2 separate regions of the Mus musculus genome follow, and region 2 is linked to region 1. Evidence: chromatin loops called from intact Hi-C (ENCODE). Cell type or tissue: heart. All regions are shown on one strand. Each heading gives the region's core, and the rest is flanking DNA. Links, peaks and the distances in the headings are about the cores only. Region 1 overlaps Polk (polymerase (DNA directed), kappa). Region 2 overlaps Ankdd1b (ankyrin repeat and death domain containing 1B).

Region 1 (2,806 bases), core at 202-2,701:
TCTTCCCTGAGTCTAGCTTCTGTTAGGTTGACATAAAACTAGCCAGGAGAAGAGCTAATATCTGAAATAGTTATTCTATACCAATATCAATTAAAAACTGAAGATGTAGCTTATTTTTCATAAAACTTTAATATACATGTCAAATATAACAATGCAGAGTTGTAATCTTTAAACTTTTTTGCCTGTTCAGAGAAAAATTACTGGGTTGAAAGAAAAAAGAGAAGAGAACACGGAGAGAAACAAAATAGGCGAGTAAAGAAAAGTTTACATAGCAAGCATCCCCATACCGTTTTTATGGGCAGCCTCTACTAATGCTCTATATGTGCTTGCCCAGGTTACCCTGCAAAGGGCTATGGGACAGGTTTAATTTTGTCAACCTATAGGAAGCTGCCTAGATCATTAACATAAATCATAACAGAAGACAGCCATAAAGCAAGCACCGCATACACAGCACATGGAATCTACTACTGAGAGGAGCAACGGAGGCAGAACACAGTAACCAAGGAGAGGGGGAAACAGCTCTGGAGAACCCAGTGAGCGCCTAAAGGAAGGCAAAGCCATCAGGGGGAGAGCTCGCTGTGCCTGCCCATCCCCCATGAACGTGCTGTCTTCAGCCTTGCCCTCACTTACAGAATACTTGTTTCATGGTCTTAGGACAGACACACCAGCCACCCACCCACTAGCTGGAGATTAAAACTGCAGCTCTTCTCTTAGGAACAAGACCCGAATCCCATCTGCCTGTAGCAGACCCTGACAGTGTACACAGGCCTAACCTTGCTGAGCCTACCCCTCTCGCTGACCTGAGGGACTCTGCCTTCTTGGGTTGCTCCTATCTAGAATACCCTGAGCTCTGTCACAGGCTTCATGGGTCAACTCAAATATACTATGAAACTCGGCTGCAGCTTTGTCTTCCATGCCAGAGAACCAATGCTCTCTTGCTTGATTTCTTGTTTCCACTGTGGCCCTTATTATAGTAGATAAGCTGTAATAATTACAATATGCCTAAAATATGAATGAAGTAAGAATAAAGGAGTGGCACCTGAAATATTTTGGCTTGGAATAATATAGAGAAGCAGAAGATAAATAGAAAGCCAACCGCGAGGGAAACCTCCTCACACTCATGATTAACGCTGGGACGGTTTCTTCTGTGAACTTCTCTCTTGTACTCGATGCAAGCGTGCAGCTGCCCAGAGGAAGCCTCACAGTGTGACTCATCTCTTCCATCTTCCTTTACTCTCTTCTTAGTCACCCACCCATCCTGTCTGAACGCTCTCTGCTCTCCGCAATGCACAGCGCCTGCCTTAGCTTCCCAACATTTCTCCCCCTTTACTTCTCGATCATGGTTCGTTTATCACTTTCCCCTGAGGCCTTTCACAGTCTACTTGGTGGCTGTAACATTTACCTTCTTCTTCCTCCTGTTACTTCTGAGAACTCGTGTGTCACCGGGGCTAAAAATAAGGACCTTCCTCTGGTTCTCAGTAACGCTTCTCATTAGGCACAGGACAGTGGCTATGTTAGCCCTCTCTTACAATCTTTAATTCTAATAAACTAATGGCAAAAGGTTGTTGAAGGAATGAAGAGATGCTTGCACAACGTGTTCTTGGAGAGGGGTATGGCAAGGGCTCGCTGACTACCTCTCATTCTAAGGTAGAAGGGACAGTTATGGAGTATGTCAGGTGTTAAGTTCTTCCCACAAAAACTCACTTACTAGTCAGAATAATTCAGAGATTACAATTATTAGTCTTATAAATGAGAAAATGAAAGTTTACTAAGATTAAGAGATTTGTTCTGAGTCATAGAGCTGACGTGGGAGAGCTGGACTTGGGAAACAGGTTACACCAAAGTTTGTTTTCTTTGTCTTATCTTTTCTAACACAGGCTTTGGTTTTTTGTCTTTGTTGTTGAAGTTGTTTGTTTTGGAAACTATATGTAGTCCTGGCTGTCCCAGAACCCACTATGTAGAACAGGCTGGCCTAGAGCTCACAGAGACCCATCTGCCTCCTGAGTGCTGGGGTGAGAGCTGCAAATACCAATTGTGGCTAATAGACTTTGAACAGTCTTTAACATTGTGTATCCACACTCTATACTAATTTCTTTTCAAAACCTTCAATTTCTACTACATTTAGGACAATATTTGGAAATTCTGCTTTTTATTTTGACTTAGTATCTCCATAAAGTCTACTGAGTTGGTCCAAGTTAGCAAAGGCAGTTGTTAAAATGGTCGAAATGCACGGATTGGCTGTGTGGCCTCACTTAACAGAATGTGGATGCTCGTTTATCCAGTTTACGAGCTCATTAGAAGATAGTTTATATGATAACCAGATGCCTGCCTTCCAGGAGTGTGGTGAGGGTGGAGTCCAGGGGAGGATATTCAAAGAGGGTCCAAACGAGCTGCCTGGCTCATGCATGCAGACTTCTTACCTCGGTCTGACCAGCAGGAATTTACACTATCATATCACACATAATCAAATCTAGCATGTGGAAAATGTGAGTCCAAAATAGAAACATTTCCTATGAAAACATCTTCGTTCTCTGAGACCTTCTTGTCTCCTTGGGACTTCCTCAGCCTCCTCCCACGCACACAGCTTCTTTTAGAGGAAGCTCAACAAATGAAACAATTAAATAATCAACATAAGACACATTTCCTACCACTCCTGCTCTGAGAGATGCCAGCGAGGCTCCCAGCAAACACTGGGCACAACTGGAACAAAAGCTGAAATTCTGCTGCTCAATGGAAAGCACTTTCTAGTTCTCCAGGTTATCTGGACGGTAAACTGCAAAATTTGTATGAACCCCCAAAAGTCAGA
Region 2 (2,806 bases), core at 113-2,612, 63 kb before region 1:
TGCAGCATCCTGTCTGAAGCATCTGAGCATCACACTGTCTTACTGATAAAAAACACACAACACAAATTCTTTGGTGCTTAACACACATGAAGCTCATCCAGGTACAAGATTTGGTTAGCTTCATTTTACTTTATTTTTACAGATGTATTTGTTTTTAGTAAATGTGTATACATAAACCTGAGTGGATCTATGTGTACCGTATGCATGCATGGTGCCCTCAGAGGCCAGAAGAGGCCATTGAATCCCCTGAAATTAGAGTTGAAAACAGTTTATGAGCCTCCATGTTGGTGCTAAGAACCGAATCCAGGTCCTCTTCAAGAGTAGCAAGTGTTCTTAACCACTGAGCCATCTTTCTAGCCACTGCACAATCAAATCAGGTATATTTATTGGGTGTTGTATTTTTAAGAAGAGTCAGAAAGCTCTTGAGTGTGGGTCTATTTGACACAGGAAGAAGAAATAAAACAGAGGCACCCAGCAAGTCCAGGGAAGACAGGTGTTTATATCTGATTTTTCAAATATAGACTGAATAATAGTGATTTCTCCAAGTTTTCCTATTGCTGACAGAGACTGTGTTTGCAGTAGCCAAAATATCATCAAGAAAAGTGAAAGATGCACGGAAATTTTAATTTTTCAACTCAAGCTATTTTTGAAAAAATGGAAAAGGAAATTGGGTGATAAAACCGCCTAAGATGAATTTTCTTCAACTGAAAAAAAAAAAAAAGGAAACTCAGCTTGGCTTAGTGTGATAACTGAGAGCTTAGCAAGATTCCTTTAATGTAAGGAGGGTACAAGATTCTATAAATAGCATTCTGAATCTGTCAGCTAATCGCTAGCTAATGACGTTTAACGAAAAAATCAAGACCACTGATTGCTTACAAGGAAGGGCAAAAGAAGAGAAACGGGCTAAAATAGTCCAGTGCCTAAAACAAAATGGAAAACATCTGCTCAGATCAGCCCTGTGGAGATCTGTGACCATGAATGTGTGGAAACAAACTTGTATCAAAAAGTTCACATAAGTCATGGTTCTTGGCCCACATATATTGTCCACAAGACCTACAGCTCCAACCCTTCAAAGCCTGAAGAACTAATTGCCTTCCTTATTCTCAGGAAACCAATGAAGGGGAAAGAGAAGGACCAGATTGGTTGGGACCACAGTTTTCTGCTTGCATGTTGGGTTATGGTTGAACATAAAATCTAGTCCAGACTGGTAGTTACTGGATGTGACTTACAACAAATAGCCACAAATGGCAACAGCAGATGAAGAGTCGTATAAACAACATGTGGGGGTCAATCTTATTTATGGACTTGGTTGGGTTGTGAGTTGGCTAGGGCCTTAGGAAAGCACACCTCTAGGAGTGTCCATGATGGTGTCTCCAGGCGGGATTTGAGACTGAGGGCTGTGACCTAATGAGTAATTTAAACCATTGATGGCTTCAAATTTTGAATAGATCATTGGAGGCAATAGAACTGTGGAAGGTCTGACTGAAGGATGCTGGTCACCGAGGACCGGTCCGGTGCTGGCTCTGTCCTACTATGCTCAGCTGTGCTTCCTGGCTACAGTGGTGAAGCCACATACTTCCTTACATGACGAATAAAATCTCTGAAATCATGAGCTATGATAAATCTTTTCTCCTTTTACACTGTTCTTTCGGGTGTGTATGTCATGGTGAGAATAAACCCGAGAAACATGTAAATCATGAAAGAGGGAACAAGGGGCGTTGGTTACATGCTCGATGAGAGCATTGATTGCATGCTCGAGGAGAACAAAGTCTTAGTTCTGTTGCTGTGAAGAGACACCATGACCATGGCAACTTTTATAAAAGCAAACCATGGAGTTTGCATACAGTTCAGAGGTTCAGTATATTAGTATCATGGTGGGATGCTCGGCGGGACACAAGGCAAGACAAAGGCAGACACGGTGCCAGAGAAGAGCTGAGAGTTCTACATCCGCATAGGCAGGCAGCAAGAAGAGCCAGACACTGGACCTGGTTTAAGCATTTGACACCCCAAAGCCCACCCTGAGTGACACACTCACTTCAGTGAGGATACACCTACTCCAACAAGGCCTCACCTCCTAATGACACCAATCCCTGGTGGCCAATCCTTCAAATCTACAAGCCTATTGGGGTCATTCTTGTTCAAACCACCCAAGTGTCATCTACCCTACACCATTTGTTTATCAACAATTTTATCACACTCAGACACACACACACACACACACACACACACACACACACATATGCAGGTATTGGTACTGTGCTAAGTAATGGAGTAGCCAAGAGGAACAGTAGAGAGGAGTCCTTCTTCAGGGAGGAAAGGCACATAAGTAAGTTCCCATACAGTAATGTAGTAGCAGAGATAGCGTTGGGAATACTACTCAGCATGATTGTGTGGAGACAAGAGACAAAGCTGCCTTTGAAAGTGGCTAATGTACTGTTTCAGGAGGAAAAAAAAAATACCTATTACCTGATGTCTTCCCGAAATCTTTTCCTCTGGAACACGGCCCTTAGACCATTTTGATGCGTCTCTTAAAACTCTATGCCTCCTACTTCTTCCTCTAAAGACTATACAATTGAGTTGGCTCCCCATCATACCAGGCCAGTAAGAGTCAGCCATGGGGTTTATTTTCCCTAATACAGTCTATGCTTATTGTAAAGTCATCAGCGAGGATGACTCTTTGCCACTTGCTAAGTAGAGGCCAGAACAGTGGGCAGTAGAGATAAAGAACTGATGGCAGAACTTGAACTCCTGGATCCAGACATACCCGAAGCCACTTGAAACTACATGGCACAATAAAGTCTCTCTT

What was found. A loop is a pair of places that touch in the nucleus more often than their neighbours do. Peaks named below come from ENCODE experiments on the same cell type or tissue, not always from the same donor. Only the 100,000 strongest peaks of a DNase experiment are listed, where the experiment ranks them.
Region 2: it touches region 1 in a loop (1.8-fold over the local background); 4 of 42 quality-filtered maps call a loop at or near these places.

What each region holds. Positions count from the first base shown.
Region 1 is chr13:96,509,584-96,512,389 of GRCm38, forward strand. The region is part of intron 3 of Polk (polymerase (DNA directed), kappa); the gene reads right to left. Among named protein-coding and RNA genes, the nearest start is that of Polk, 32 kb to the right of the region's middle. In heart, for the core only: no CTCF peak of the experiment used is centred there; DNase peaks (open chromatin) are centred at 1,228 and 2,578; H3K27ac peaks cover 561 bases.
Region 2 is chr13:96,446,264-96,449,069 of GRCm38, forward strand. The region is part of intron 5 of Ankdd1b (ankyrin repeat and death domain containing 1B); the gene reads right to left. Among named protein-coding and RNA genes, the nearest start is that of Ankdd1b, 24 kb to the right of the region's middle. In heart, for the core only: no CTCF peak of the experiment used is centred there; no DNase peak of the experiment used is centred there.